4 separate regions of the Homo sapiens genome follow, and all the other regions are linked to region 1. A link is a contact called in ENCODE Hi-C or POLR2A ChIA-PET data. All regions are on one chromosome and are shown on one strand. Each heading gives the region's core, a stretch centred on a gene start or an enhancer-like site at or near the end of the contact. The rest is flanking DNA. Distances are from core to core; before and after follow the strand shown.

Region 1 (2,874 bases), core at 301-2,800:
AGTATGCCGAGATCGGGCCCCTGCATTCTAGCCTGGGCAACAGAGCGAGACTCCGTCTCAAAAAAAAAAAAAGAAAAAGAAAAAGAAGAAAAAAGAAATAGATGCTGTGGGTATTCAGATCTGTCAGAGTGCTAGCTCAGCCTAGCCCTTCAAGTAGCAGAATAAAGGAGGAAAGAGCATCCCAGGCCTTCCCATCCCCATTCAACTCCCTCAGTTAGAGTGGTCCTAAGATTGCGGTGGGGGGGTAGGGCTGTGTTGAAGAGGTTAAAAACAGAGATTAGTCAGATCCAATCCTGCTCCCACTCTATGGAGGAAACAAATTCGAATACATAGTCACAGCCCAGGCTCTGGGATTGAGAGACAGAGAGAGAGATTGGATTGGAGAGAGAGAGAGAGAGAGATGGGATTGGAGAGACAGAGAGATAGATGGGACTGGAGAGACAGAGAGAGGGGTTCTGTGGCTCTGGAAGCCTAGAGAACAGAGCCTGAAGACAGAGAGGAAAGGGAGTAAAGGGGAGGCATTTATGCAGAGATCTCAGAAGTGAATATGAAAGGCACCCCTAGCAGAACGCACAGCTTGGGCAAGGAGGCTTGCTGGCATGAAAACGCAAGAAGTGCTCAGGCAGCTGTAATTCTCCAGGACATCAGATAAAAGGTAAAAAACAGATGGGAGACGCGCCTAGACAGGGTATTGAATACCAGCCCGAGGGGCTTGGGTTTCATCCAAACAGCAAGGCAACTGAGCTCAACACAGTGAGACTCGGTCTCCACAAACATTTTTTTAAAAATTGGCCGGGCCTAGCGGCGCGCGCCGATAGTCCCAGCTATTTCTGCAGGCTGAGGCGAGAGGATCATTTGAGCTCGGGGAGGTCCAGGCGGCAGTGAGCCAAGATCCTGCCACTGCACTACAGTCTGGGCAACAGAGCGAGACCCTGTCTTTAAAAAAGTAAAAAAAAAAAAAAAAAAAAAAGAAAGAAAAAGAAAAAAGAGAGAAGGGCAAGTCGCTCCCTTCTCTGGGCCTTGGCATAAATCAAGCACAAATCAAAGTCTCACTCCCTCCTCCTGCCGCGCAACGGCGCGGAGAGCCAGCCAGCCAGCCAGCGGAACCACGGCCTGGTAACCCAAAACCTGCACACCCTCCAGCTCCCCACAGGACGTCACGTATTACCACCGACGCACGCGCAGAAGCCTTCCCGGGGACTCAAGAAAGGGCAGGCTTAGCCTCCTCCCCATGTCGCCCCTCATTGGCTAGAAACTACTGCTCGTCTCGGTCGTTGTTAGCAGCGACCAGGGCGGGTACAATCTTGGTCGCTAGGACACGGCTAACTTCCGCTTTCTTCCCCCTCTCCTAGGCTCAAACTAGTCAAATCTTGTTCACTCGACCAATGGCAAATCGGAAGTGGGCGGGACTTCACAAGTCCGGACCAAAGAAACGCGAGCTTAGCCCTGGGTAGCGCGGCCAATGGCCGTGGAGCAGCCCCTGTAAACTGGCTCGGGCGCCCCCACGCCCGCCCTTCCTTCTTCTCCCAGCATTGCCCCCCCCACGTTTCAGCACAGCGCTGGCCGCAGTCTGACAGGAAAGGGACGGAGCCAAGATGGCGGCGGCCGACGGCGACGACTCGCTGTACCCCATCGCGGTGCTCATAGACGAACTCCGCAATGAGGACGTTCAGGTCCGGAGGCTACGGGGGACTTGGGGAAGACGCGGAGGGGTACCTGGGGGCACGGGCGGCCCTCGCGGAGAAGACTCAGCGTTCGCTGGGAGTGGCGGAAGGGGGCGACGGCCAATCAGCGTGCGTCTCTTATCTCCCCGGTTGCCCGGACTCCTTGAGACGGCGCTCCCGATTGGGTGTCGGCCCAGTGGAGGGCGGGGGCCAGCGCTAGCCTCGAGGGTCCCGGGCCTGCCCTGTGCGCGCGGCGGTCCGCGGTCCTGGGAGGTTGTGGCCAGGGCTGGGGTCTGCGGACTGGGTCTGGGAGAGAGGAGGACTCCGTGATTGGCGGCGGCCTCTGAATGGCCTCTTGGGGATGTGGGGCGCGCATGACTTGCTCCAAGTAGGGGAGGGCCGCCGGGTGGGTCGGGACCTGGGAAGGTTTTTTTGTTTTCTGGGTTTCGACTGCTGGGCCAAGTGGGGACCGAGAGGCGAAGGCCTGCCATCCTAATTCCTGCTCTTCCTCCGCCTCTCATTTTGGTTTAGGTGTCCTAAGAGGACGGGGACGCAAAAACACCCCCCCACCAAAGGTGGGGACTAGCCAAGTTTAGGAGCGAATTAGGTTGTAGAAACCCGCCTCCCCATCTCCCCGGATCCTCCCATTGACCAGGATAGGGGTTGAGGGATTTGCTAAGCAGATGAACATTTATTTATTTCTTTTTTTTGAGACAGTCTCTGTGTCGCCCAGGCTGGGGCTGGGGAGCAGTGGCGCGATCTCGGCTCAGTGCAACCTCTGCATACCGGGTTCAAACCATCCTCGCCCCTCAGCTCCCTAATTAGCTGCGATTACCGGCGCGAGCCACCACGCCCGACTAATTTTTGTATTTTTAGCAGAGACGGGGTTTCACCATGTTGGCCAGGCTTGGTCGGGAACTCTTGACCTCAAGCGATCCACCCGCCTCGGCCTCCCAAAGTGTTGGAATTACAGGCGTGAGCCACCGCGCCCAGCCCGGATGAACATTCCTGGTTATGGGATGAGGTGACCCAAGGCTCTGAGCCGGGCTGGTGTGGGATTGAGAACAGTTAGAACTGCAAGTCCACCTCCCACCTGCTGTGTGACCTTGTGCAAATTACTTCACCGCTTTGGGTCTCTGTGTTCCATAAAATATGGGCTAATTGTAGTCCTGGTCTTGCTGGAGGGACTTGTGAGGGACTGAACGAATTA
Region 2 (2,781 bases), core at 57-2,556, 2.8 Mb after region 1:
TCGCACCTGTAATCCCAGCACTTTGGGAGGCAGAGGCAGGTGGATCACATGAGGTCAGGAGTTTGAGACCAGCCTGGCCAACATGGTGAAACCCTGTCTCTACTAAAAATACCAAAAGTAGCCAGGCTTGGTGGTGCATGCCTGTAATCCCAGCTACTCTGGAGGCTGAGGCAGGAGAATCGCTTAAACCCGGAAGGCGGAGGTTGCAATGAGCCGAGATCGCACCATTGCACTCCAGCCCGGGGGACAGAAAAAAAAATGTAGCTGAGCATGGTAGTGCACGTCTGTGATCTCAGCTACTTGGGAGTCTGAGGCAGGAGAATCACTTGAACCCAGGCGGTGGAGGTTGCAGTGAGCCAAGATTGTAATAGTCCAATGTGTTCACCTTGCCCACTGCCTAGACAGAGCTGATTCGTCAAGACAGGGAATCGCAATAGAGAATAATTCATGCAGAGCTGGCTCTACGAGAGACCAGAGTTTTATTATTATTCAAATCAGTGTCTCCCAGCATTCAGGAAGCGTTTTTAAGGATAACTTGGTGGGTGGGTGGGAAGCCAGTGAGCCAGGAGTGCTGTTTGGTCAGGGATGAAATCGTGGGAGCCAAAGCTATCTTCTTGCACTCAGTTCCTGAGTGGAGGCCAAAAGATAAGATGGGCCAGTTTATTGATATGGGTGGTGCCAGCTGATCCATCAAGTACAGGGTCTGCAAGTTAAACGCTGATCTTAGAAGCAGTTTAGGGAGGGTCACAATCTTGTAGCCTCCAGCTGCATGACTCCTAAGTCATAATTTCTAATCTCGTGGCTAATGTTCGTCCTACAGGGCCAATCTAGTCCCCAGGCAACAAAGAGGTGTGCTTTGGAAAAGGGCTATCATCTTTGTTTAAACTATAAGTTTCTCCCAAAGTTCAGCCTATGCCCAGGAATGAAAAAGGACAGCTTGGAGGTTAGAAGCAAAATGGAGTCAGTTAAATCTCTTTCACTGTCTCAGTCATAATTTTGGAAAGGTGGTTTCAAGCTGGCACAACTGCACTCCACCCTAGGAGACAGAGCGAGACCCTGTCAAAAAAAAAAAAAAAAAACAAGAAGTGAAGTCAAGATAGGAGGTAAATTCGGAAGACAGGAAGTGGTGGTAGAAGACAAGAAGTGAAGTCATACAGGAAGTAAAGTCAGAAGACAGGAAGTGAAGTAAGAAGACAGGAAGTGGTTGTAGAAGACAGGAAGTGAGGTCATACAGGAAGTAAAATCAGAAGACAGGAAGTGACGTCAAACCAGGATTTGCAGTCGGAGGCAGGCAAGAAGTGAAATCAGAAGACGGGAAGTGGCTGAGGGGAACGTCTTTTCTCTCTCCTGCTCAGCCCGAAGTGAACAGGTAGCATCAGGTGTGCCATTTCAGTGACTGGGCACAGCCCAGGCACCCACATCTCTCTGCAGCGCCTATTCTTGGAACACCAGAGACCTCTACACTATTTTCTGTTGCTTTTTTCCTTCATTTTCAGAGATGAGATCCTGGATTGAATGACTACTATGGAAAGTGATTGACCAAGGTAAGTCACAACTATCTTGTTCTTTAATTTTGGTGTTGTTTGTTATGACTTGTTAGCCGTCTAGCACTCATAGCTTTGCATTTCCACTCTGCATTACTTGTATTTTTATTATTTTGTGATATTCGTAATAATTTATTATAAAACTGTGTTATTTTTGGATATTTTTAAGTTAAAATGCGATTTTTTAACTAAGTGGCAGTATGCAAAGCAAGTGGTTCAGAACTCTCCCCCATTAATAAGTCTTCTCTCCTGAAAGAAACAATTTTGAGACTTCCTGTTCTTAATTCTGTTTAACAGCATACTTCTAAAAGAAAAAGTGTATACTGTTATTATTTATTGTGTTACAAAAATATACACGCACCTTTCATGCACGTCCGTGTGAAGAGACCACCAAACAGGCTTTGTGTGAGCAATAAAGCTTTTAATCACCTGGGTGCAGGTGGGCTGAGTCTGACAAGAGAGTCAGCGAAGGGGGATAGGGGTGGGGCCGTTTTATAGGATGTGGGTAGGTAAAGGAAAATTACAGTCAAAGGGGGGTTGTTCTCTGGCGGGCAGAGTCGGGGTCATAAGGTGCTCAGTAGGGGAGCTTTTGAGCCAGGATGAGCCAGGAGAAGGAATTTCACAAGACAATGTCATCAGTTAAGGCAGGAACAGGCCATTTTCGCTTCTTTTGTGGTGGAATGTCATCAGTTAAGGCACGAACCGGCCATCTGGATGTGTACGTGCAGGTCACAGGGGATATGATGGCTTAGCTTGGGCTCAGAGGCCTGACATTCCTGTCTTCTTATATTAATAAGAAAAATAAAATGAAATAGGGGTAAAGTGTTGGGACAGCAAAAATTTTTGGGGGTGGTATGGAGAGATAATGGGTGATGTTTCTCAAGGCTGCTTTGAGCAGGATTAGGGGCGGCGTGGGAACCTAAAGTGGGAGCGATTAAGCTGAAGGAAGATTTTGTGGTAAGGGGTGACATTGTGGGATTGTTAAAAGAAACATTTGTCATTTAGAATTATTGGTGATGGCCTGGATACAGTTTTGTATGAATTGAAAAACTAAAGGGAATAAGGAAAGGAGAAAAACAGGTATTAAAGGTCTAAGAATTGGGACGACTCAGGACATCTAATTAGAAAGTGCCTAAGGAGGTTCAGCATAGCCTTGCCAGCAAAGATTATTTATTTATTTTAAGAGTTAACAGTGGCGGTATGGGGATAGTACCAGGAGATACCAGCTGTGCTGGCT
Region 3 (2,700 bases), core at 4-2,503, 2.0 Mb after region 1:
CTTGCCCTCAAAGGGGCGGAACCCCGAGGGCCGGCGTGCGCCTACGGGACCGGGCCAGGATGACGATCCTCAAGTTCCCAAGTAGAGGAGAGGAAGCGGCAGAGGGAGGTGCGCTCAGTGGGGCGGAGCCAAGGTGGCCCCCGCGGGAGGAGGGCGGGGCTTCGGTCCTGCGAGGGGCGGGACCTGACTTCCCGCGGCGCTGATGGGGCGGGATGACGAAGTTGACGAGGGTGTCGGCATGAGGGGGTGGAGCAAGGAGCGCGTGGCGCGGTGCGCAGTGGGTGGCTCCACCTCGACTGCGAATTACTGTTTATGAGGTGACTCGCTGGTTCTATCGGTGGACAGTGGGACATTCTGAAGGGAGGCAAGGAGGCGGACTGAGCGCTCCCAATTGGGGTGAGCCCGCCCGAGCGGAGAGTGGACGGCGGGTGTCCAGGGGGCGGGGCTTTCGGCTGTGGGGTTCGGTCGTAGGGCGGGAACTCCCCAACTGGGGTGCGCTGGCGCTCGGAGGGGGCGGGGCCACAGGCCGCGAGGCTGCCGGGAGCCGATGACGCCCGAACGCCGAACCTATTGCGTCCGGGAGGAGGCGGGGCTACGGATTCGGCCGAGCCGAGAACACCCGAACGTCAAATTGCTGGCGTTCGAGAAGGGGGCGGGGCTGCGGATTCGGTGGAGCCGAGGACGCCCGAACGCCGAACTTCCTGTGCTCGGGAGGGGGCAGGGTTTTGTACTGTGGGAGTCTGAGAGCGAGGAGGTCCGAAAGCCGAATCACAGTCGTTCGGAAAGAGGAGGAGCGAAGGCTCGAGCGTCCGGAAGAGGGTGTGGCCTCGGCGGTGCCTTAGCCTCCAGAGCTTCTGACCGCTGACGGGAACACCCGAAGGGGGACGCCCACTTTGCAAGAGGGTGGTGCCAAAATGGACCTTTGTAAGGGGGCGTGTCGCCGCGCTTGCGGAGGTTTGTTTTTCACGCTCCAAGGCGCAATGGTAGGTACGGCAGTGCGGGCACAGAGCGGGTGCCGACCGCAGGGTCACAAGGGTAGAGCGGGACCCTGGGGGCTTGGCGAGGGGAGAGGGTCGGGGGCTTGTCTCCGGCGTCTCGTCTCCGGCGGCCGCGAGGCCTGGTGGGATCGCCCGGGGGCGGGGCCTGGCGCTCGGGCCCAGCAGGTGGTGAACGGCGGCTGAGCGAGGCCCCGCCCCCTGAGGCCTAGGGGCGGGGCTTCGCCGAGACCCCGGAGGCTTTGGGTGCGCTGCAGCGGTCCGCGGCGCGCAGCTGTTTCGGTAACTGCTTTGCCTCCCGGCTCCCGCAGGAGGATGCTGGTGGTGGAGGTGGCGAACGGCCGCTCCCTGGTGTGGGGAGCCGAGGCGGTGCAGGCCCTCCGGGAGCGCCTGGGTGTGGGGGGCCGCACGGTAGGCGCCCTGCCCCGCGGGCCCCGCCAGAACTCGCGCCTGGGCCTCCCGCTGCTGCTGATGCCCGAAGAGGCGCGGCTCTTGGCCGAGATCGGCGCCGTGACTCTGGTCAGCGCCCCGCGTCCAGACTCTCGGCACCACAGCCTGGTAAGGGGGCGGGGCTCGAACTCGGGTTCGGTGGGAGCGGGACCTGGGAGTCAAGTTTCCTGGCTTCTGAAGGGACCATAAGCTTGGAGGTTCCAGCGAAGTGTGCTTCTCAGGCCCTGACATCCTTCAAGCGCCAGCAAGAGGAGAGCTTCCAGGAGCAGAGCGCCTTGGCAGCTGAGGCCCGGGAGACCCGTCGTCAGGAGCTCCTGGAGAAGATTACGGAGGGCCAGGCTGCTAAGAAGCAGAAACTAGAACAGGCTTCAGGGGCCAGCTCAAGCCAGGAGGCCGGCTCGAGCCAGGCTGCCAAAGAGGATGAGACCAGTGATGGCCAGGCTTCGGGAGAGCAGGAGGAAGCTGGTGAGCATGGGAGGTGGAGTCCAGGGACCACGGGAAGGAGAGGAGAGATCTTTTAGGAATTTTAGCTGGGAATCCAGTGCCTGGGTCTCCCTGAGGGTGAGAAGACTTTACCCCTTGAATTTACCAAACTCTTCTCTGTACTCCCCACCAGGCCCCTCGTCTTCCCAAGCAGGACCCTCAAATGGGGTAGCCCCCTTGCCCAGATCTGCTCTCCTTGTCCAGCTGGCCACTGCCAGGCCTCGACCGGTCAAGGCCAGGCCCCTGGACTGGCGTGTCCAGTCTAAAGACTGGCCCCACGCCGGCCGCCCTGCCCACGAGCTGCGCTACAGTATCTACAGAGACCTGTGGGAGCGAGGCTTCTTCCTCAGTGCGGCTGGCAAGTTCGGAGGTGACTTCCTGGTCTATCCTGGTGAGTATGGGTTGGGGCCTCTGGTTGCTGTGCCTTTCCATACGATCCCAATGTATTCTGCGTTTTTCTTTTTTTTTTTTTTTGTCTTAATAGAGGTGGGGTCTCTTGTTGCTTAGGCTGGTCCCTATTCCTGGGCTCAAGCAATCCTTCCACCTCGGCCCCCCAAAGTGCTGGAATTATAGGCCCAGCTGCATTTTTCTTTTTTGTCTCACTTTCTCTTAGCCTCTGAAATTCATAGACAGACAGGAAACATTTGGGAGCTCCCGAACTCATTGGGCAAGCAGTTTAACGACTTTTATTAAATGATTACTGTGATCCAGAAGATTCACTTAGAAGTAGTTAGACATCAGGCTGGGCGCAATGGCTCACGCCTGTAATCCC
Region 4 (3,025 bases), core at 317-2,816, 2.3 Mb after region 1:
GGAGGTGGACCTGGGAACCATGGGGCACCTTGGCCACGGTGAGGTGGGGGTGCAGCTGCCCTGGAGACTGTAGTGTACTCAGCCCCTCGGCTTCCAGCCTCTGGCTCAGCACTTGTGCCATGCTTTCCAGTGTGGGAGAGGGTGGGGCACACAGCACATGCGGGCCCAGGAGGACCAGCTTTCTAAAGCTCAGCCGAGGGGGTGCATTTAGCCCCGGGGCCAAGAGGGCCCGTCTCAGAGCTCCAATGGCAGCGGCCTCCTCCCCAGCGCCTGCCAGTCGCAGCAGGGCCAGGGTCAGGTGTAGGTTCTGAGAGGGCACTAGGAAGTTGGCGCAGTGTGGGGCCACGTGGACCAGGTATTCCTGGGCCTTGGTCACTTCTGCTTGTAGCCCAGGCTCGGTCACCATGAGGGCCACAAAATGTGTGGGGCGCGGTTGGCAAGGGGCTGCAACACTAAGGCGGGCCCTTTTGTCCTCGGGCCAGGCCGCAGGACCCCACTCGGCTTCTGTCGTCTCAGCGGAGCCCCCCGGGACTCCCAGGGCCTGTGCTTCCTTGCCCCCCAGCAATGTGGTCCTGGTGGCTGCTGTTGGCTTCAGTGCCTCAGTCACTCCGGCGAGGCGTCCTCTTGGGGCCAGTGTTCCCAAATCAGCAGCTGTGCCCAGCGCCCTCTCCTGGGCCGCCTCCAGCTCTCCGGGTTCCTCCACGCCTGGTTCCTGGTGCCCTGTGCAGAGCGGCCTTGTGCTCCCTCGCTTGGGGGCAGCCTGGGCCTCCTGACCTGTCCCCGCCAGTGTCCACTCGGCACCCTCTGCCCCGTGGGCGCCCTCGGTGTTCGGTGCGTCCAGGATGGTGGGCCCGCGTCCCGCCGCCGAGCCAGAGCCAAAGACGAGGTCGGTGCGCGAGGCGCGGTCCCACACAAGGCGGCCACGGAAGCGGAAGAAGCGCACGCGGTGCTGGGGCACTGCCAGCACGCCCGGCCCGAGCGCCGCCAGCGGCTGGTCCCAGCAAAAGGCGCTGAAGGGCTCCTCGCGCACACCCAGAAAGCGGTCGACGTAGCCCACCGAGAAGTCGGCGGGGTCGAGGCGCGGGTCCCAGCGGATGCGCTGGATGACGTCCGCGGCTGTGCGCAGCGGCGGCTTCTTGGCCCCGGCCTCCGGCTGCGCCTCGCGGCCAGGCGGCGCCGGCGCCCCAGGGTGGGGCTGGCGGCAGCGGGCGCCGAAGCGGCAGCGGCCTTCCAGGAAGAAGCGGCAGGCCGGCGGGGGCGCGGGTTCCGTGGCGGGGGCTTCCTGCGGCAACTCCGGCTCTCTGGCCGCTGCCATGGGTGCGGGGAACTGGCACGCCCGCCGCGCAGACGAGGTCGCCCCGCACGGAGGGCGGCTCCCCTTGGATGCACCGAGCCTCACCCGACAGTGGCGTCAGCGGCCCGCGCTCCGGCCTAGCTCTGGGGACCACGCCGCGTGCCCTCGCGAGGACTCTGGCCCAGTCCCTCCTTGGTGGAGAGCCTGACACCGCTGCTCTGGGACTTCCCGGCTGCGCCCTCCCCCAGCGCCAGGAAAGCAAGCTGCGTAAAGGCTGCGGCAGTCTCGGTCTCCCGGAGCTCTTGGGAGCCTGGCCCCGCCCCTTTCCCGGTGATTGATGTGTGCTGCCTCTTTCTGGGTGATTTACATGTAATGCCCCGCCCCTTTCGGGATGATTACGTGTGCCTCGACCTTTAGGTGATTTACATGTAGTGCCCCGCCCCGTTCCCGGTGATTTACATGTGGTGCCCCGCCCCTTTCCTGGTGATTTACGAGTGCCCCACCCCTTTTAGGTGATTTTTTTTTTTTTTTATGTGTGCCTCTCCCCTTCCCAAGTGATTTACATATGTTCCCCGCTCCTTTCAGGGTAATTTACATGTAATGCCCCGCCCCTTTCCGGGTGATTTACGAGTGCCTCTCCCCTTCTCAAGTGATTTACATGTGTCCCGCCCCGTTCCGGGTGATTTACATGCGTGCCCTGGCCCTTTCCCAGTGATACTTTTGTGCTGCCTCTTTCCGGGTGATTTACGTGTGTGCCTCTCCCCAAGTGATTTACATGTGTGCCCTGTCCGTTTTAAGGTGATTTACATGTGGTGCCCCGCCCCTTTCCGGGTGATTTACCTGTGTCCCATCCCTTTCCCGGTGATTTACATGTGGTGCCCCGCCCCTTTCCCGGTGATACCTGTGTGCCCCGCCCATGAGGGGACGTCTTTAAAGAACCTGGACCCGCCCTCAGTCCAAGTGATTTACATTTGCGGCCCCGCCCCTCTGGGAAACTTACGAGAACCTGGCCCCTCAGTCCAAATCATTTGCATGTTCGGCCCCATCCCTCGGGGGCCTTAAAGAACCAAGATGCCTGCGGACCCTTCCCCCACGGAGACCAGGCCCCTACTGCTCTAAAAGTGTTCTCAGACACTTCCCTCTGCAGCCGCTCCCAGAGTAAACGGCGGCTCCGCCGGGTCGGAGTCCACCTGAGGCGTTCAGGGCCAGAAAGACTCCTGGGGCTGCAGCACTCTGCAGCCCCGCCTCGGCTGGCCCCGCGGTGGCTGAGTCTGGCCCGGCCCCAGGACCACGTCCGGCCGGCGGTGGCGCACAGTATTTGACGAATGGGACTGCGGGAGCCGCCGCCTCTGCAAGGGGCACCGCCTGGCCACGCCCTCGGGCTCTCTTAAAGGAGCCGCACCCCCACCCCAGGGCAATCATCGGACCCGGACCAGGCCTCCGGGTGACACATCCGGCTCTCAGAGGCGCCAGGACCCTATCATTCATCCCTTTCCACGTGCAAAGTGAAAAGTCAGAGCCCGGGCACACACCTTGGCCGTTTATGTATACAGAAGTGGGGTGCCGGGCGGGAAGGGCGCGGGGAATGAGGGAACCTAGAGGCCGATGACGTCGTTCAGCTCGAGGTCCGCGTTGGGGCGGCAGCGGGCCTGGGGGGGCTGCGTCCCGGGGCGGGGTTCCGCGTCGGGCTTGGCGGCAGCCGCCTCCGGGCGCGCCGCGTCCATGACGCCC

What was found. A loop is a pair of places that touch in the nucleus more often than their neighbours do. ChIA-PET counts read pairs that join two places held with the same protein, here RNA polymerase II (POLR2A). Pooled maps may share reads with other maps.
Region 2: POLR2A ChIA-PET joins it to region 1 with 10 read pairs in WTC11. The contact joins the promoter of GP6-AS1 here to the promoter of PPP2R1A in region 1. POLR2A ChIA-PET finds 5 or more read pairs at or near these places in 3 of 52 experiments (B cell, HEK293T and WTC11).
Region 3: a loop to region 1 is called in a map with no recorded cell type, with 19 times the contacts of the local background. The contact joins the promoter of TSEN34 here to the promoter of PPP2R1A in region 1. A Hi-C loop is called at or near these places in 1 of 37 single-sample maps with no recorded cell type and 9 of 50 pooled maps. POLR2A ChIA-PET finds 5 or more read pairs at or near these places in 1 of 52 experiments (activated B cell).
Region 4: a map of naive thymus-derived CD4-positive, alpha-beta T cell shows a loop between it and region 1 (29-fold over the local background). The contact joins the promoter of LENG9 here to the promoter of PPP2R1A in region 1. A Hi-C loop is called at or near these places in 1 of 168 maps with a recorded cell type or tissue (naive thymus-derived CD4-positive, alpha-beta T cell) and 6 of 50 pooled maps. POLR2A ChIA-PET finds 5 or more read pairs at or near these places in 2 of 52 experiments (PC-9 and endothelial cell of umbilical vein).

The regions. Positions count from the first base shown.
Region 1 is chr19:52,188,502-52,191,375 of GRCh38, forward strand. It overlaps PPP2R1A (protein phosphatase 2 scaffold subunit Aalpha), which reads left to right and starts at 1,551. Exons shown (of 15, transcript NM_014225.6): 1 at 1,551-1,673. The coding sequence starts at 1,596. RefSeq lists enhancers at 141-1,108, 757-886, 917-966, 977-1,196, 1,109-2,076 and 1 more.
Region 2 is chr19:55,004,921-55,007,701 of GRCh38, forward strand. It overlaps GP6-AS1 (GP6 antisense RNA 1), which reads left to right and starts at 1,307. Exons shown (of 3, transcript XR_001754013.3): 1 at 1,307-1,369; 2 at 1,497-1,544.
Region 3 is chr19:54,190,055-54,192,754 of GRCh38, forward strand. TSEN34 (tRNA splicing endonuclease subunit 34) reads left to right here and starts at 1,254. Exons shown (of 4, transcript NM_001077446.4): 1 at 1,254-1,553; 2 at 1,667-1,910; 3 at 2,062-2,319. The coding sequence starts at 1,311. RefSeq lists enhancers at 1-221, 2,190-2,700 and a silencer at 1,144-1,345.
Region 4 is chr19:54,462,212-54,465,236 of GRCh38, forward strand. It overlaps LENG9 (leukocyte receptor cluster member 9), which reads right to left and starts at 1,567. Exons shown (of 1, transcript NM_001301782.2): 1 at 1-1,567. The coding sequence starts at 1,315. It overlaps CDC42EP5 (CDC42 effector protein 5), which reads right to left. Exons shown (of 3, transcript NM_145057.4): 3 at 2,815-3,025. The coding sequence ends at 2,890.